Linked DNA regions of Homo sapiens: region 1 is linked to region 2. A link is a loop called in an ENCODE intact Hi-C map of the cell type or tissue named here. Cell type or tissue: ovary. All regions are shown on one strand. Each heading gives the region's core, and the rest is flanking DNA. Links, peaks and the distances in the headings are about the cores only.

What was found. Hi-C counts contacts between places; a loop is a spot of excess contacts. Peaks named below come from ENCODE experiments on the same cell type or tissue, not always from the same donor. Only the 100,000 strongest peaks of a DNase experiment are listed, where the experiment ranks them.
Region 1: it touches region 2 in a loop (2.3-fold over the local background); 4 of 110 quality-filtered maps call a loop at or near these places.

The regions. Positions count from the first base shown.
Region 1 is chr18:59,799,214-59,809,487 of GRCh38, reverse strand. No RefSeq gene overlaps it. Among named protein-coding and RNA genes, the nearest start is that of PMAIP1, 96 kb to the left of the region's middle. In ovary, for the core only: no CTCF peak of the experiment used is centred there; no DNase peak of the experiment used is centred there.
Region 2 is chr18:59,700,163-59,710,436 of GRCh38, reverse strand. No RefSeq gene overlaps it. Among named protein-coding and RNA genes, the nearest start is that of CCBE1, 7.9 kb to the right of the region's middle. RefSeq lists a silencer at 3,665-3,848. In ovary, for the core only: no CTCF peak of the experiment used is centred there; no DNase peak of the experiment used is centred there; H3K4me3 peaks cover 7 bases; H3K27ac peaks cover 1,360 bases.

The sequences.
Region 1 (10,274 bases), core at 1,314-9,313, 99 kb before region 2:
TGGTCTGCCTACCTTTGCAATCTTTCCTTTTAATCTGTCTTGTACATTGACAGTCAGACTGATCTCCCTTAATCATCGTTTTTAGCATAAATTCTACCAGTATAGATTAGGCCTCAATTTTATGTCTACCTTGGCTCTGTATAGACCCTATTCTTAAAAAACTCAGCCAAGTCCAAGAGGTCAGTCCTGTGAATTTACACAACCACATATCCTATTGCCTACCCCAGTAATTTTAAACTAAGTCGAGATTTCATGACACCTATAGTACAATCCCATCCAGCGATCTGTCTTTTATTTTCCATATACAGCTTCAATTCAGCTAATCTAACTAGTCCAAGTTGATGAGGTTTAAATTTGGCAAACAATTATGTTATTGAAGATATACATTTTTTCTTTTTTCTTTTTGGCTCAGAAGACAGCATTGATACATTTTTTTCTATTGATTCAATAAATAATTATTGAGTTTCTACTTTTAATCTATTATTAGCTACTATATGGTCTTAATAATTTATAAAACTTTATAAATTCAAAAGAAAATATATATCTTCTAATGGTAAAATTAAGCCATCATCATTGTCTGCCACTTTTGTCTTGTTCTTCAGCTTTCTTTGCTATCTTCTTCCTCCAAGCCAGGTTGCAGGCGTCTCCAAATCAACCTGAGTCCTTTCCTTACCCCATAATCTCCTTTTCTTTTATGGTTCATCATTGCTCTTAGAATGTATGGATATTTGAGGTTATATTCATCCTCCATAAATAACACAAACTTTTTATTCATTGAACCATAAATAAATTTTTTAGAGAAAATTAAAAATGAAACAGATAAAACACCCACAAACATTTGGCACCTGGGGGCCATATCACTAATGAGGAATTCAAATGATGGCCGAGGTTGCAGGCCATCTTGCTACCTTCTCTCTCCTGTAGCTCCTTTGGCATAATATTTTTTGCCTTCTTGTTTTTCTCTTAGTCAGATTTCTTAATGTTTTTGCTTTTTAAAAATATTTCATATTAATTTTTAAAATAGAGATGGTGTCTCACTATGTTGCTCAGGCTGGTCTCGAACTCCTGGCCCCAAGTGATGCTCTTGCTTCTGCCTCTCAGAGTGTTGGGATTATACCTGGCCCACTTTTGCATTTTCAAAACATTTAACAGAATTTTTACAGATTCTTTTAACAAAGGAAAATTAAGTATGATTTTTATTCCAGTATAGTGGCATATCTGCTCTGCAGCCAACAAATTCAAAAGCCTATCAATCAATGGACAAGTGAAAGTATTAACAACATCTGCCACCATGTTGGCTATGAGTCCTTGAGATCTTGCCTGGTGATGTGCTGGCCTGAGTACAAGCCTGGGAAGGGGTTAGGGTTTCAACCAGCGTCTACAAGCTGCCAGCAGCTCCCTGCTTTGGAAGACTGATCCTGTGAACAGTGCCTGCTTTGAGTCTTAGGGTGTAGGTAAGAGAGAAGAGAAGTGCGCCGTCTACTAGGAGTGAGGCTGCAAAGATCAACAGCATGAATGGGGGTGGACTATGCAATTGGTGTTGTGGTGCCACAGGAAACAAGAGAAAAACAAGGGTGGGCAGCTCTTGGTGAGTAGGAAGCAACATGGGATCTGGGCAGCAGGTCGAGGGCTGTGGACTGGTGGGGAGGAGAGAGAAGAGGAGGGTCACAGCAGTCTTTAATGGAAAGCAGGAGGAATAAAATAGGAACAATTTATTTACTTTGTCCAGAATCCATCCATGATCCACGGCTTTGGGATTTAAAAACAAAAACAACAAAACAAAACAATGAAGCATGCCCAGTATCAGCATTGAGTCATTGTCAGTTTAAACAATCTGATTATCTTTTCAATCTAGAAATAGAAAATGTTTCAAGTATCTGCATTTCAACTTTAAAAACTGTAACAGGGATCACTACTTAGTAATTATAAATGCAATAGAAAAGCATGCATTGCATTTTCCTTCTACATTGTGGTCAATGGAAGCAGCCAGAGGAAGGAGGTAGAAAGAGAAGTGTACACAAAGGGGTGGAACAAGAGCTAAATGAGATTCTAACCAAGGCAAAACATTCACAGAGAGACCTATAGATTAGAGGCAAAGTAGCACAGACAGCCCACCATATATGTGGTTGAAAACGTGTTAATAAAGATGGTGCTACCTTCAATGGGATTGTGCACCTCAAGTTTGGCAGATTGGATAGTCATGGCCAACATGACTGTTAATGTATTTTCCTCTTTTAGAACAAAGTGATGAAAAGCAAGGGCTTCAAATGAGCAAAAGTTTGTCCAATTCGCAATCGAGTGAACATGCTATGGGTTCAGAGCCAGCTAATAGCTTCAGCTGACTTCTCAGTGCCCTTTATTTAATCAGCTGGAATGTTTTATAAGTACCATCCCTGTAACCCTTTGAAATGAAGGATTTGACTTTTGTTTGGAAAATACATATCTCATCATAGAAATGGAACACAATGTCCTTAGTTTAGTTATTCTCTAGAGAAACAGTCTTTATTGAAATATATGCCAGGAATATAATAAAGGAAAAAAGCTGATTATAGTGAATTTATTCAGGCATGAGAGACTAGGAGACATTTATCTATATGGAAAGGAGTGTAAACACTATAGGCTCCACTCCCAGGGTACCAATATTCATGGAACAAACTCTCAGAAGGAAATCAATCACTCTTCCTTTTTTTCATGTCCAGTAATCCATGAAGACAGAGCAAGCCAACAGCAAAGGACTAATTTCAGAAGAATGATTGATTCAAGGTTTTTAGGAATCAAAAGTGCAGTTATAAAGGAATTGGGACCTAGTCTAGATACCAAACAGTGCTTCTGGACCCCTTTTTAAAATTCGTGCTTCTTTTTCTTTACCAATGGAAAAAAGTAAAGGCTGATCTGTTCCTCATACCACATGCTTTATACTAAAATAAATTTCTGACTGATTTGAGATTTTAATGTAAAAATCAAAACCACATAAGAACCGAAGGAAAGGAAAAATAATAAAAGAAGAAAAACAAAAACTTAAAACCCCAAAATACAGGTGAATATTTACATAATCTTGAGGTGCAAATGGCTATCTGAACAAACAAACAAACAAACAAACAAAAAAACCAATGCCAAAACTTGGTTTTATTTATAAAGGAAATGGAAGCTAAATTGGACTTTATTCAAGTTAATTTTTTTTTTTTTTTTTTTTTACTCAGGATAAAAGCACCGCCAACAAAGGCAAACCAATTGGAAAAAATGTGCAAAATCCTCTTCAAGTTTCCTTTTGGCTGCATGTAACTCAGTCAAGCTAGCTTATGACAAAGCTAGAAAAAAAAAAAAAAAAAAAAAAAACAGAAGAAAACAGGGGTATGTCAAACTCCAAGGACAGGAGGACATCAGGAGAAAGGGAAACCACTCGAGGCCACGGGAGATGAAGGAATAAGCCTTTCACTCTCGGAGCTGCCCTGAGATTTTCACAGAGTATCCCCCACTCATTTCTTGGCCTTACCATTGCTTCCTTCTTTCCTCTTTCAGGCCCTTTCTCCCTTCTCCCTGCACGTAACTGCTTCTGGCTTCATAGGTCCTCAGTCCCAGCCATAAACAAAAGTCCTCATGTGACACAGACTCTTAGTGGCCCAATTTGTCCAGTTTTGGTGTCAGCTCACTACAACCTCCACCTCCCAAATTCAAGCGATACTCCTACCTCAGCCTCCCCAGTAGCTGGGATTACAGGCGCTCTCTAGCACACCTGACTAATTTTTGTATTTTTAGTAGAGATGGCGTTTCGCCATGTTAGCCGGACTGGTCTCGAATTCCTGGCCTCAGGTGATCAGCCTGCCTCAGCCTCCCAGAGTGCTGGGATTACAGGTGTGAGCCACCGTGCCCAGCCCAGTTGTAAACCCTTAATCCAGATGGCTGTGACCAGCAGCCCATGGACATTGGAACACACACACAGGTGAGGGTACCTGCGAGGCTGGTAGCAGAGAAAAATGTGTCCCCACAGGCTGAGCAGACACCAGAAAAGGCGATTGCTGCAACCCCATGGGGACACAATTTGCTCTGTACTTTTCACAAATTACTTTTTAATTAGTAGAGATATAAGCAGAAGAATAAATGCAAAAGACCAATAATCTCACAGTATGAGTAGGCCTTACTTGCAAGCAAAACAATGACAATTAGAATCCAAAAGTTCCATTCTGAACTCCTCCCTGTGGGAACAATACCACAGTTTGGAAGAAGTTAGTCAGACTTATTTTCCTGCTTCCTTTTTAACTGTTACTATGTTTTGTTTGACAATAGTTTTCTCCCATAAACTCTTTGCTTGTATCACTAAGAATGAAGGTTTGGGCCGGGCGCAGTGGCTCACGCCTGTAATCCCAGCACTTTGGGAGGCTGAGGCGGGTGGATCACGAGGTCAGGAAATCGAGACCATCCTGGCTAACACAGTGAAACCCTGTCTCTACTAAAAATGCAAAAAATTAGCCGGGCCTGGTGGCGGGCGCCTGTAGTCCCAGCTACTCCAGAGGCTGAGGCAGGAGAATAGCGTGAACCCGGGAAGCGGAGCTTGCAGTGAGCTGAGATCATGCCACCGCACTTCAGCCTGGGCGACAGAGCGAGACTCGTCTCAAAAAAAAAAAAAAAAAAAAGAATGAAGGTTAGTGTTTAAAATGTATTGCATGGCAAGGGATAGTTTCACTTGAAGTCATGCACCATGAAATAAGATGAAATATTTGTATATACTGTCCTACTTCCTACGCTCTAAATTGTTTTACTCTGTGAATTTGCATTGAGTCAGTCATATGCCACACTACATCATTTTAGTATTCGAGATGGCATTCAGGTTCCCTCTCATTCATCATTAAATGTGGTCAGGGCCGGGCGCGGTGGCTCATGTCTGTAATCCCAGCACTTTGGGAGGCTGAGGTGGGTGGATAACCTGACGTCAGGAGTTCAAGACCAGCCTGGCTAAATGGTGAAACCCCATCTCTACTAAAAATACAAAAATTAGACAGGCATGGTGGCACGCGCTTGTAGTCCCAGCTACTCGGAAGGCTGAGGCAGGAGAATCGCTTGAACCCAGGAGGTGGAGGTTGCAGTGAGCCGAGTTCACACCACTGCACTCCAGCCTGGGCGACACAGCAAGACTCTGTCTCAAAAAATAAATAAATAAATAAATAAATAAAAAATTAAATGAATGGGATCAGATTCCATTGGACGCCACCTCTCTCAGGCTGACTCTTTTGTTTGCCTTCCATGTAAGATTGTTTCTCCTTCCCCTTTTCTCTAAGAGAGGCTGGCAGGATCTAGTTGTAAATTAATTGGAAACCAGTGTCTTATTTTTACTTCATTTTTTTTAATCAGGCATTTTCTGTGATTAGTTTCACTGGGAAAATTATGTATTAATGACACTTCTTAAAAACATACATCTCCCTGTTACATCCTTAAAAGATTTCCTTATGTAGGCCTTTTTCAATAGGCTCAGGACTGCAGACAAAGGGAAAGAAAGTAAAAGTTCATGCCAGAAAAATGACAACATTTTTTTTCTTTTTTTGTAACATTTAAGAGAGAAACCTGGCCAGGTACAATGGCTCATGCCTCTAATCCTAGCACTTTGGGAGACCGGTGCAGGAGGATCACTTGAGGCTAGGAGTTCCAGACCAGCCTGGGTAACATAATGAGATCCCCATCTCTACAAAAAAGTAAAAATTAGCCAGGTGTTATGGTGTGCACCTGTGGTCCCAGCTACTCAAGAGGCTGAGGTGGGAGAATGCTTGAGCCCAGGAGGTCAAGGCTGCAGAAAACCATGATCACACCATTGCACTGTAGCCTGGGCAACTGAGCTCTCAAGAAAGAAAGAAAGAAAGAGAGAGAGAGAGAGAGAGAGAGAGAGGGATGGAGGGAGGAAAGGAAGGAAAGAAAGAAACCTGAATAGTCTTTAATTCTTTAATAATATGCTTAAATTTTATTTAAATTGGTTTGTCCATGTGTTTGTTCACTTTCTAAATGACTTAATGGGATTCTCATGGTCGGTGTCTTTGTGTCTTTCACATACAGAGTTTGTGATACAAGCATCTAATCTGGTTGGTAGTTCCTTTGATATCGTAGTGCTGTTGGACTGGGCTGTGGAACCTGCCTTTGGGTAACTGGGCTGCTCTTGGGTAGACTGAAGAGATGAGGCAAGGGCAAAATCACGCACATACTTCCTTAACCTACTTGCAGAAACTTTCAAAAGGCACTTGATTAAACCTCTAGGCAGTACAGTGTTCTTGTATTTTCTTGTATTTGTTAACATCTGTGTTTAGCTACTGGTAGCTTTTGGTTTTAAAATGTTCTAAGTGAGGCCGGACGCAGTGGCTCATGCCTGTTATCCCAGCACTTTGGGAGGCCGAGGGGGGGTGGATCACCTGAGGTCAGGAGTTCAAGACCAGCCTGGCCAACATGGTGAAACCCCATCTGTACTAAAACTACAAAAAAAAAAAAAAATTAGCCAGGTGTCCTGGCAGGTGCCAGTAATCCCAGCTACTCAGGAGGCTGAAGCAGGAGAATCACTTGAACCTGGGAGGCAGGGGTTGCAGTGAACCGAGATTGTGCCATTGCCATAAAGCTTGGGCAACAGAGTGGGACTCCATCTCAAGAAAAAGAAAAAAAAAGTTCTAAGTGTTGGCCTTAAAGTGAATTTATCTTTAGTATGATAGTTATATGAAAATTATACAGTTTGTGTGCACAGAATTTTTAAATAAAGTGTTTTGTAAAAAAAAATGGATTCTAGCTTTTGCAGTACATATGTATAATAACTTTAATATTCAGGGCAGATAAGTACAATTATTTCCTCACTCTTAAAATGCTGTTTTTGTGTCTGTTCCTGCAGATGTTTTCATGTCTTTGCAAAGTGACACATTTTGATGCCTTCTTGATACAGTGGTAGACATTTTGTAGCTTTCTAGAAACTTTGTATTCATATAGTATCATTGAAAAATAAATAAAATGATAGTGTGGGTCAAAAAAATATATTCAGCAGGCAGGGTGGCTCACGCCTGTAATCCCAGGACTTTGGGAGGCCAAGGCCCCCGATTACTTGAGGTCAGCAGTTCGAGATAATCAAGATAAGTCTTGGCTAGAGAGCTTTTGTGCTCTTGCTGCACCGTTTCTGTAGGAAAGAGACATGAGCGCTCTGCAAGGCCAGCCGGGATCAGGGTCCAGAAGCCTGTGTCATCCTGTATCTACCCAGACTTCAGGGACCCTGCCACTGGCCCACCCAGAAGGCTGGCAGATTCTACTGTCAAAATATTGTTGGATCTGACTCAAAGTGAAACTTTCTGTCATGACGAAGGGCAAGAACAGGAAATTTACCAAGCTTGCAGCGGTGAGTTCTATGACAGTTTATTTATTTATTTTTTTATCTGCTAGTGAATATTCTTTTTACATGTGGCAAAAATCAGTCCACTTCCGTTGTAACATACCACCTGATAGATGTCTATACACCTATTGTGATGGGCAAATAATGGCCCCCAAAGATGTTTATGCCTAATCCCCAGAAACTGTGAATATATTCCCTTACAAATCCCTGGCAGAAGAGACTTTGCTGATGTGATCAAATTAAGGACCTTGAGAGAGGAAGATTATCCTGGATTATCTTGGCAGCCCAGGCACAAGGGTCCTTAAAAGAGGGGAAAAGTAGGGTCAGAGTCTGAGACGGAGATGTGATAACCACAGCAGAGGCTGACGTGAGGTAGGGCCATGAGCTAAGGCATGCAGGCAGCCTCTAAAACCTGAACAAGGGTTAAGCATGGTGGCTCACGCTGTAATCCCAGCACTTTGGGAGGCCCAGGCAGGCAGATCGCTTAAGGTCAGGAGTTCCAGACCAGCCTGGGCAACATTGCAAAACCCCGACTCTACTAAAAATACAAAAATTAGGTGGGCGTGGTGGTGGGTACCTGTAATCTCAGCTACTCAGGAGGCTGAGGCAAGAGAATCGCTTGAATCTAGGAGCTAGAGGTTGCAGTGAGCCGAGATCATGCCACCGTACTCCAGCTTGGGGGACAGAGTGAGACCCCATCTCAAAAAAAAAGCTGAACAAGGCAAGGAAATGGATTCTTTCCTAGAGCTGCCATAAGGAACACAGCCATGCCAACCTACTTTGGACCAGATCTGTAAGATAATAAACCTCTGTTGTTTTAAGTCTCCAAATTTGCAGCAATTTGTTGCAGCGGCAATAGAAAACCAATCCACTTCATATTTCTACGAACATAGCTGCTGTTCACATTTAAACAATGATGGCTACTGATATTTACCAAAAGAAAATTGTAAAATGTTAATAGCATCTAGGCCAAAGTTTCCCTTGACACATGAGAATGACACATGAGAAGGGTGTGAATACACATATGAATGCGTGTGTGATTCAGCATTAAGAGAGGTCAGAAAATGTTAAGTTTGCTAATCCAGAGTCCTGTGCCCCTGAAAAGGGACCTAGTCACAGCCATTATGAGTGAACCAATCATAATGAGCCATTGCCAATGAGCATGTCCCTCAGGCACAGGTGGGGACGATTGCTTCATTAATAGCTAATTAATTCATTGAACAGCCACCCAGAGCACCAGGTGCATGGTACTGTGACAGGTTTGGTAGGGGAAGTTTCTCTCTGCTCCAGAAGCTTATAAACTAGGAATGATGTGGAAAAGTGCAGACACAAGGCCATAGAACACTATAATCAAAGGTAGTATGGCCGGGTGCAGCAGCTCACACCTGTAATCCTAGGACTTTGAGAAGATTGCTTGACTCCAGGAGTTCCAGACAAGTCTGAGTAACATGGTGAGACTCCGTCTCTACAAAAAACACAAAAATTAGCTGTGTGGTGGTGTGTGCCTGTAGTCCCAGCTACTCTGGAGGCTGAGGCAGGAGGATCTCTTGAAGCCAGGAGGTTGAGGCTGCAGGGAGCTGTGATCACAGCACTGATATCTAGCCTGGGCAACAGAGTGAGACCTTGTCTCAAAACAAAACAAAAAAACAAACAAAAAAGGTAGTATGTATAAGCGGACAGGAGGTGCAGAAAAGAAAAGGCTAGCAGAATCTCAGAGGTCTGAGAGCTTGTGGGAAATTAATCGGGGGTGTAGAAGTCAGAATTTCATGGGTAATGCTAGCCACTTTCATGTTCAGAAGGACACAAAAATTCTCGGCATTAATAATTAACAGTTGTTCAATATTTTGTGGTCATTAAATTCCATGTCTTAGTTTCCTTATCTGTAAAATGGGGATAATAATAATAATAATACCTTTTCTTATGCGATTGTTGTGAGAAATAAATGAGTTAATACCACTGCCTGGCACGTAGTAAGTACTATTTAACTGTTCACCAAATAAAATAAACAGGTTGGAGCCTCATGCGTATGCAATAAGCAACAACCAGCTAAGGCAGATGGGGAGAATATTGTTATCCTCATTTTGCAGACAGAGAAAGTGAGACCCAGTGAGGTTGGGACTTCTTCAAGGTCACCAGGACAGGGAGTGGCTTTTCATCAACGTGAAAATTAATATTGATGAGCCATGTATATTTCACAGCTGTTTCTGTATGCATGAAAGTGAGTAAGGCCAGGATGGAAACCATTTGCCAGGGACTTTCTCCCTTGCTGTTTAGCCTGGTGGCCCTTCGGCCTGGCCAGTGTTCAACCATCATGTGCAATCATACAGTGGTGGTCATAATGTCCTTTTGTTTATTTTAAACATTTTTTATTGAATTTACAACAGTCATCTGGACATAGCCTGGGTCTACACAAACATTTCCCATCAAATCCAGAAGAAAAGAAATCATTGTGATAACTTTGACCATAATGATTTTTACGCATCCCTTGATACTGTCTTAGTCATTTTCAATTTAGCATAGAGACCAGTACTGAGATCTGACCTGGTCCTGGGTTGGCTTCTCCCCTGCTGAACTCAGCACACAAGCTGCAACAGATGTTTCTCTTTAAGGTTTGTGGGAACTTGCTCTCCTCCCCTCTCAACTTCTCTCTCTCAGAGGAACAGATGCCAGCAAGGTTGAGCTCTGAAGACTCGGCGCCTGGTCTCCTGTCGTTACTGGCATAGCCCAAGGCAAGATTGTCTATTGTCAGACTCAAGTAACAAACATTAAGCCCTAGAACCAGATTTGCTTTTTCATATACACAAAAGGCACCATGCTATGCTTTGTAGTTATTTTGAATCCTTTGAAAATCATAGAAAGAAGAAGAGTTAAAAATCAAACAAGTGGACATCACTTAGAAATGGGACGTCCTTGATGGGTTCCAGCCTTTCAA
Region 2 (10,274 bases), core at 1,245-9,244:
TTTACTATAGCAGGGGTTGGGGGAACTTATAGGGTACAGTCACTCCTCACATTGTCTCCCAGATCCCACCCTGAGGGAATGTGCATCAGATTCCTTTTTTTTCTTTTTTTGGGACAGGGTCTCACTCTGTGGTCGAGACTGAAGTGCAGTGGTGCAGTCTTGGCTTACTACAACTTCCACATCCCAGGCTCAATTGATCCTCCCGCCTCAGCTTCCCTGTAGCTAGGACTACAGGTGTGCACCACCATGCTCAGCTAACTTTTTAATATTTTGTAGAGACAAGGTCTCACCATGTTGCACGAGCTGGTCTCTAACTCATGGGCTCAAGCGAACTTCCCACCTGGACCTCCACAAGTGTTGAGATCGCAGGAGTGAGCCACTGGGCTGGCTGGCTGATTCTTAATAACTGAAAGAGCGAGTCAGGTTGCGAAAGCTGCACCAGGTTGGAGAAGGAGCTTCCGGGCCACCCTGCTTCATCTGTATGGAGTGCTGGTGAGGAGATGCTGCTGTGCCCCAGGGATCTGAAATTCTACACACCTAAAAAAAACTTGCCTTTCCCACCATCCATACAATCATGGGACTGGGGGCTTCCCTGGACCCTCCCTCTCTCCTGGACTGCCTCCCAGCCACCAGGTCCTGCCAACGGTCCCTCACAGAGCTCCTTTCTATCCCTCCCTGCTCCTCCATGCCAGCACAATTCCAGCCCATGTCACTTCTAGTCCAGCCTGTTCTCCTCCAGTTTCAACCCCTCAGTTTGTTTTCCTCCTAAGCCTCTAGACCAGCACTGTCCAAAAGAAATCTAATGTGAGCCACATATGCAATTTTACGTTTGCCAGTGATGACCACATTGACTAATGAATAAGGTATCTGACTTGGGATCAGAAGACTCAGTGTGCCAGTGGCCTCGTTTAGAAAGTAAAAAGGAACAGGTGAATGGAAAACATTTAATAAATTTTAACCCAATATACCCAAATTATTAATACACAAAATTTTAATGAGATATTTTTATGTTTTTTCATACTAAGTTTTTGAAATCTTGTTGCATATACACTTACCGCACATCTCAAATTTGGACTGGCCACGTTTCATATGCTCACTTGCCACAGGTTGCTGGTGGCCCGGACTGGACAGTGCAGGTGTAAATGCAACCTCATCACTTGAGAACTTTCCAAATTCTTTTAGTTCCATGCCCCACCCCCACCCCAAGATAAGCTTCAGTTTCACCTCTGCCTTTCTTTGCAACATCAGGTTTGACCCTTCCCCCAATACCACACACTGCATTCCCACCATACCAAACTTCTGGTGGTTCTCAGTCTGTGGCAGACTCGCTATCGCCCCAGAACCTTTTGTATACCCTATTCTTCCGCCTCCATTTGGGCACACCTCCTCTTTGAAGCCACCCCCCTACCCTAACCTAACTTAAGGCACATAGCGGGCGAAATAATAACCTTTAAAGCTGTATGCATCAAAATCCCCAGAACCTGTGGGTGTGTTACCTTACACGGCAAAGGATCTTCAGATGGGAACATCCCTGGGTTATGTAGGTAGGCTCAAAGGAATCAAAAGAGGCCCTATAAGAAGAAGGAAGGTGGGCCGGGCGCTGTGGCTCACGCCTGTAATCCCAGCACTTTGGGAGGCCAAGGCGGGAGGATCACGAGGTCAGGAGATCTACACCATCCTGGCTAACACGGTGAAACCCCGTCTCTACTAAAAACACAAAAAATTAGCCGGGCGTGGTGGCGGGCGCCTGTAGTCCCAGCTACTCTGGAGGCTGAGGCAGGAGAATGGTGTGAATCCGAGAGGCGGAGCTTGCAGTGAGCCGAGATCGCGCCACTGCACTCCAGCCTGGGCGACAGAGCGAGACTCTGTCTCAAAAAAAAAAAAAAAAAAAAAAAAAAAAAAAAAAAAAAAGAAGAAAGGCGGGTCAGAGTCAGGGAAGGAGAAAGGATGAAGGAAGCAGGAAAAGAGAGATTGGAAGACGCTGCACCACTGGCTTTGAAAATGGAGCGTAGGGTCAGGAGCCAAGGAATGCAGGCAGCCTCCAGAAGCTAGAAAAATCAAGCAAACAATTCTCTTCTAGAGCCCGTAGAAGGAACACAACCCTGCCCAGCACCTTGATTTTAGCCCACTGAGACTGATTTTGGACTTCTGACCTTTAGAACTGTAATAAACTTGCATTGTTTTAAGCCACTAGGCTTTGGTACTTGTTACAGCAGCCTATGGAAACGAATACAAGCACTTTTTCCTTTGAACTCCTATAACTGCTTACCTCCAGCATGCAGCACTGATTTTTGTGTGCTTAGGTTTTCTTGCTTGTCTGTCCACCACACTTGGAGCTCCTTGGAGACAGTTTTTCTCTCATTTACTTTATTTGTGCCTGGGAAGTCAGGACCCCAAATGTCTGTTTTGTTTTGTTTTTTTCCTTTTTTTTTTTTTTTTTTTGAGACAGGGTCTCCCTCTGTTGCCCAGGCTGGAGTGCAGAGGTGTGATCTCACCTCACTGAAACCTCCAACCTCCCAGGCTCAAGCGATCCTCCAACTTCAGTCTCCTGTGTAGCTGGGACTACAGGCGCACACCACCATGCTTGGCTAATTTTTGCATTTTTTGGTAGAGATGGGGTTTCTCTATGTTGCCCAGGCTGGTCTCAAGCTCTTGGACTCAACTAATCTACTTGTCTCGTCCTCCCAAAGTGCTGGGATCATAGACATGAGCCATTGTGCTCGGCCTCTCATTTACTTTAATTTCTCCTACACCCAGCATTGCCCAGCATATAGTAAATGCTCCTTTAAAAAAAAGAATGAATGAAGGTAGTGGAAGGTATTTCTTCTCTGTCTTACAGTGACAGAAGAGCCTCCTGTAAGCCACACCCATGCTGGCAACACTCAAGCATTCACATAACGAAGAAGCCAGGAGCAGTTTCTGTGGCCAGCAGCAGGGGAGTGGAAGGAGGCATTGCAGGAAGAAGCAAGAAGGGCCCCGCAGAGGGCTGCTGTGGCTGCACCTGTCAGGCAGATGTGATATACTCCAGAAACTTTGAAACCAGAAGCATGGAGCTTAAGCTTTAAGGACTGCATGGAGCCAGGTGCAGTGGCTCACACCTGCAATCCCAGCACTTTAGGAGGCTGAGGTGGGAGGATTGCTTGAGCCCAGGAGTTCGAGACCAGCTTGGGCAACATAGACCTGGTGTCCACAAAAAATATTTTTAAAAAAATTAGCTGGGCATGGTGGTGTGCACCTGTAGTCCCAACTAGTTAGGAGGCTGAGGCAGGAGGATTGCCTGAGCCCAGGAACTTGAGGCTACAGTAAACTATGATTGCGCCACTGCACATCAGTCTGGGCACAGAGTGAGATGCTGTTTCAGGAAAACAAAACAAAACAAAGCAAAAACAACAATAACAACAACAACACTGCACTGGATTTGTGAAAAACTGGAAAATAAACAGAATTCTAAGAAAATTATTTTTGTAGCTCCTCAGGTCACTCCAGGGCAGCTGATTGATAAAGTAGCTGCTACACTAAGTCTCAGGGGTGAGATCAGGGCAAGTGTGAAGGTGTAAGGACTGTTCAGTCAAGAAGGATCCGGTGGCAAGGAAGAGCAATAACAAGTGAATGGGAACACACTAAAGCCCCGGCCTGGGGAAAGAAAGGATTAAGCAACTGCGATTTGGAACCAGGAGAGAAAACACTCCCATTGAGAGGTGGATAGACATCTGTGTAGCCTGGGACTTCTGAGGCTTGGCTCTATTGACATCTTGAGCCAGCCAGTTCCTTGTTGTGTCACCGTGGGGGGAGGGGCCACCCTGTGCACTGTAGGATGTTCATTAGCTTCCAGGCCTCTACCCACTGGATGCTAGCAAGTAAAGTCACTACCCCCACCCCCAGTCGTCATAACTAAAAATCTCTCCAGACATTGCCAAATCTCCACTGGGTACCAAGATTGCCCCTCAGTTGAGAACCAATGATTCAGAGGAAGAAATAGGATTGGGGAAGGAGTAGGGATACACTTTAAGGAAGAGCAGTGTAGCTAACAGAAAATAGCAGAGAATAGATCATAAAGCCAGAGGAAAGAGAAAGCTGGTAGGTAAAAGTCTCACCATAGAAGGAGTGACAGCAAAAATGATTGATGGAAGAGGGAACAGAAAGGAAGACAAGCAAAAAGCAGAAAGTAGAGAAAAAGACCTGAAAGGAAGTCTGGGACGACTGTCCAGGGAGTGACGCCAGCCTGAGAGGGAATCGACCTCAAAGCAGGTCAATCCGAGGGTTTAATGACAGGTAACTGACACACAGGGTCAGGGCCCATTAGGCCCATTAGCCTTCTATCAGGACGTAAAGATGTGAGAGCCAGATACATGTCAAATTGCATATACACACATCACTTCCAGGTTTATTATAATAATACTCCAGATAAATGTTGGAACTGAAAGAAGCTTCGATAAGTCTCAACTCGCTTTCTAATTATCATGACGCTCATCAGAGGTTTCAAACCAAATAAACATCACTGAAAGATAGGTTCAGGTTTAAACATCACTAATCAAGCAGAAAGATGGTCAACAATTACCCTGATCTACCACAAACAAAAAGGGATGCAAAACAATTAAGTGAAACTAAACCAAGTCAGCTCATTTTATCTGGCGTTCCTTTGGGATCCTGCATTGCTGGTAAAGATTAGGACCAAAGAATGCAAAACCATGCTGATCTTAAACCATTCACTGCAGACAAGTCAACAACCTCCAAGAGTTGTGTTTGTGTGTTGTTGGGATGTGTGAGGGGAGGAACAGAGAGATCAATGCAAAGATCTTCCAACCATCTGGAGCAAAACCTGGTTGCAACTGCTTGCCCTTTTCTATTCACAATTAGAAGTAGGTTCCACAGGACTATGCTGTACTCTGAAGTTTTTAAAACATTTTGCCTAGGTATTTCCTTGTGGTGATTGCAGAAATGCTCTCTGTGAGTAGTCTTCATAATCTCCTAGTTTTGTGAGAGTTCTAGGTCTGATAAAAACCTGTTTCTGGGCCGGAGATAGAACTGGAAGGACAGTTTGCAAAAGTGCCAGAACTCCACAAGTTGTGAAACCTCATCTCATTCTTCTCATGCCAGCATTCCCATGTAAATCAGTGATTGTTTGCCTCTAGGAAGACAGGTCCAATGGATATAGCTCAGCTTTGCTGCAGAGAGCTCTGGGGCTAATATACAGAGGTGGGAACTTATGGGGCCAGCTGGTTAACAGAACTGCAGAAAGAAGATTGTGCCTGAGCACTAACTCAGGCAATGTCAGGGTTACTGGTTATGGTGGTGGACCATGGGCCTTCCCTGGTTTGCATTATGTCCCTGGGCAAACATACTGGATGCAGTCTATCTCTTAGGCAAAAACTACCTAGCTGCTTACTTCTCCAAAGGACAGTTTAGTGTAGTGATGACAGCGTGAGCTCTGGTGCCGAAACTGCCCTTATAACTGTACCTTAGGGATCTAATAAAATCACTGCCTCAGTTTCCATATCTTTATTTTTATTTGCCTTTTCTTGAGATGGAGTCTTGCTCTGTTGCCCAGGCTGGAGTGCAGTGGTGTGATCTTGGCTCACTGCAACCTCTGCCTCCCGGGTTCAAGCAATTCTCCTGTTTCAGCCTCCTAAGTAGCTGAGACTACAGGCATGCCCACCACACCCAACTAGTTTTTGTATTTTTAGTAGAGATGGGGTTTCACCACTTTGGCCAGGCTGGTCTCGAACTCCTGACCTCAAGTGATCTGTTCAGCCTCGGCCTCCCAAAGTGCTGGGATTACAGGTGTGAGCCACTGCGCCCCACCAGTTTCCACATCTTTAAAATGCAGACAATAATAGAATCAGTGACAGAAGATTTTGATAAGGCTTAAATGTGATAATACCTGAATAGTGCTTAGAATAATGTCTACATGTACCAAATGGTCAATAAATATTTGTTATTCTTTATTTGTTGTTCCAAATTCTTGGAAAATTATCATCATCCATTAAAAGCTTATAGGAATATAGCTTTCTTGGCATTATATCATGAACAGGCCTCTATTATTTTTGTTGTTTGTTTTCTTAATTGTTCTGTTGCTCAGGCTGGAGTGCAGTGGCATGATCATGACTCACTGCAGCCTCAGATTCTCAGGCTCAAGCGATCTTCCCACCTCAGCCTCCTGAACAGATGGAACTACAGGTGTGCACTACCACACCCAGCTAATATTATTATTATTGTAGAAACAGATTCTATGTTGCTCAGGCTGGTCTTGAACTTCTGGGCTCATGCAATCCTCCTGCCTCATCCTCCCAAAGTATTGGGATTACAGGTGTGAGTAACTGTGCCCACTGCCTCAGAAAATAGAGCCACAGGCCTCTATTTTCTTTCTTTCTTTTTTTTTTTTTTTTGGAGACGGAGTTTGACTCTGTCATCCAGGCTGGAATGCATCTGCATGATCTTGGCTCACTGCAACCTCTGCCTCCCGGGTTCAAGCAATTCTCCTGCCTCAGCCTCCCGAGTAGCTGGGACTACAGGTGCATGCCGCCATGCCCAGCTAATTTTTTATATTTTATTAGAGACAGTGTTTCACCATGTTGCCCAGGCTGGTCTTGAACTCCTGAGCTCAGGCAATCTGCCTGCCTCAGCCTCCCAAAGTGCTAGGATTACAGGCGTGAGCCACTGTGCCTGGCCCACAGGCCTCTATTTTCATTAAGAAATGCATTCCACATTCTATTAGAATCTTTAACGACTTAAAAAAAAACTAACAACTTTTAAAACCTGAACTCTGAGATTTTTCTACACAGTATGGACTGCTGTTTCCTTTAAACACAGCTGCTCTTCAAGGAGATTGTGGACTCCTTAGGCTGGGGCCCCTTACACTGTTGCAAACTTTCCCGATGTCACCCAGTAAGAAAAGCTCAACAGAACATGATGTCACTAGTGGATAGATTTGAAGAGAGTTATTTTTGCCTCTCTAGAATTGATCAGGCTAGGCGCCGTAGTTCACGTGTGTAATCCTAGCACTTTGGGAAGCTGAGGTGGGAGGATCGCTTGATCTCAGGAGTTGGAGGCTGTAGTGAGCTATGATTGCACCACTGTACTCCAGCCTGGGTAACAGAGCCAGATCTTGTCTCTAAAATAAATAAATGAAAAATAGAATTGATCACAGCTGGGTTTTAACTAGGTAGCCTCTCAAACATTTAAACAATGAGGTAAAAGTAGGACAGACAGTAATCAGAAGCACAGCTCTTCTCTAAAGGAAGTATATGCATTCTATTTTCTAGCAACCATTATTGGGTGATTTGATTTAGAGACTCAGTCACCCCCTAATGTCTGATTTAAGCACAATGTTAATGACACCAATGTCAATTCTGCTATTTATTTTAGGCTGTTCTATGACATGGTGTCCTATCCTTAGCTATCAATTTCACAAAGTTATCTTTCATGGAAAGCAAATAAGATGAGACAGGGTGGATGGTCCAGCATAACTACATCCCAATTATTGAAGATAAAAACTAAAATAATCTTAGGTATCATTTATTACCTCTGATGTGATGGGCTTGTTATAGATCCTATTTACTCTTTTCATCAGTTCTATGAGATGGATATTGTCATTCTGTTTTATCTGTGGATAAACTGAGTCCCAGGAAGATGAAGCAAATGTTTCAGGGTCATAGTGGTATTAGGTGGTAGAACTGAATTTCAAACCAAAGTAAAACTTACTTTTAAGTCTAGTTTTTTCCCAACTCCCAGTGCTATTTCTCTAAGTCCAGTTTTTAAAAGAGGAAAGTAAGGTCAACCTCATATCCAGAGGAAAAAAAAAAAGTTTTAAATTAGCATCCTCTGCTGGCATGGGTAGTAGAATTATTTTTATTCCACCATAAAAGATATCTTGGCTCAAATCAAAACACTTTCCAAGTCAGCATTATTACCTGTCAAATTGGTTTGATACCATATTACTGAGTGAATATCTCCCAGTTCTTAATAAACATTAAGTAACTCTTACCCTTGCCGAGTTAAGGGAGATAAACAGGGTTTGCTCTTCAAAAATAAAACGAGATGTTGCTAGCATTGGAATGACAGACACTCAAAGGAGTCAGCTCATAAGTCCTCGGGAGATTCAAATCCATTTTCTAGAACAGGGACTTCACAGCATGAGCCAGTGGCCCCACATCTGCTGCTGGCCCCTTGTCCTTCCTTTGTTCATGCTCATGGGGACAAGAGATGGGTCAGAGCAGCTGCAGCTCCTGCCATCGCTATTTGTTGCAAAGGGAGCTGCAGAATTGAGTGGTGTTAGAACACGCTTCTCCACCCCAAATCCCAGGTTTGATCCTATAGCTCTTGATTGGTCAAGGAGACTGCCAACTCATATTGCCTCAACAGATACTGATTTGGGGGAAAACCTAGACTGGGCCCCTGTGTGTTACAACTTTCCAGACCAAATAAGACATCCAAATCACATGGATAATTTTTCTTGATATTTTTGGAGATAATCATGTAGCTAGAAGGTTCTCTTTTTTCTATTTGTACATTTTTGAGTGGCCTACCCAAGTATAAAGCTAACTAATCTATGAAAATGGCTTTTATTTCAAAATTGGGCAAAAATGGTGTGATTCTGTCATGGACACAGGAATCAGACATTTCTTCCTGCCTTGGGAGAAAATTCCAGAGACCAACAGCTTCAATCAACTTTCAGAATTTGTGCAAGTTAAAACTAAGACAGGCTTAGTGAAAAGGTAATATACACGCCCAAAAACCAGGGCTTTAACATCCATTTACTGTTTTAAAAACTTTTTTTTTTATTCTTCTTGCCTCAAACAGTCCCCCACAATGGTTTGGAGACTGGCACACTTTCACACCTTCCAAGATGTAACCCTAATTCTCTAAGCAGACCTGCCTATATACGTCAATCAAAACTGAAACTGAAGGAAAGGTATCAGGGCAATTCTTTGTTTTAGGGATATCTTATCGTATGCCTATCACTCACAGTACAATATGAACTTTACCCACACTTGTTGAGCTTTGTTTCACCTTACCTTACAGTTAGGTGACTGTTGCTATATTTCAGGGAGACCGGGGGAACAAACTGTCATTTTTTCCAAGCAATTTATAGGCTTTTCTTTTATGGTTACCTTGAATCTCATGACTGATCATGTAATTATCCTGAGTTGACTTCTGAGAATTTGAGAACCGACTTGTGATCTGCTTGAAACGTGGCCCAGGACTTTCTGCTTATACAGCCCTGCCAATTAACATAACATCAGCTTTATTTTACTGTTTGATCCTGATTTTTCCTTTGCCTTAATTTCTTTGTCTAATTTTGCCCTATACTACATACACTTTGTGTACATATGTACACACACACACACACACACACACAATAGTTTATTTTTTGTCAGCCACCACAAATCCTTTTTATAGGAAAATCTTTAAATGGTGAAATGAATTGTCCCAGTTGGTGGTGGTCTGTTCTTTATATTCTGATTTTCTTCAAATAAGATGTTGGAGTCCCTTAAAACTGAGAAGAGACAACTGATTTTATTTAGAAGCATATTCTCTGCCCTGTGTCCTGGTGTTTACTTTTCTTTTTTCCTTTCACTTTACTTTTGTACGCAGCCGTCTCTCTATTCTCCAGCCAGTCACCCCACCCCCAGGCAACATGCAGCAGTACTACTTAACAATACCTGGTCTACCAGGGATTCTAACCTATAACATAGTATGCACTAGAAAGCCCCAGACACAGCCCCACATCCCCAGGACACAGTAAATTGTATAACTATCTGCTCTCTGGTTTGTTTCAGGGAAACTGACAGATCTTTATGAAAAACTTTGCAGAGAGTGGTATGCTGAAAAGAAATAATCACATAATCACACACGGCCTCCCCCAAGGAGCATTTAGGGCCCTATCATTAATCTTTGTAACACTCCTATGAAAGAGGTGGATGGCATGTTCTCTCAGGCCAGTGTTTCATAGGTGAGGGGACAGGGCAGGCCTGGGCTTGCACATGGTCTAGAAGGGAGGAAAGAAAACTCAGCACCCTTGAGGCTCCCACCAGTCAGCCCCAGCACTGACATCTCCCATGCAGCCCGCAGCCTGGGCAATGCAGATTTTGTCTTTTACAGGAGTATTTAGCTTTTTGGGGGCAGGTATCCATATATGGCCATCCATAGCTCTTTCCGGCTTGGCAGTGCTCCCCGGACAAGCAACTCCTCACTGCACCCCATGCTGTCAGTAGCTGGCAGTAGGTTGAAATTACAGGCCTCTAGGCAAAGGTTTTTCAGAAGGTTTCGGCTCC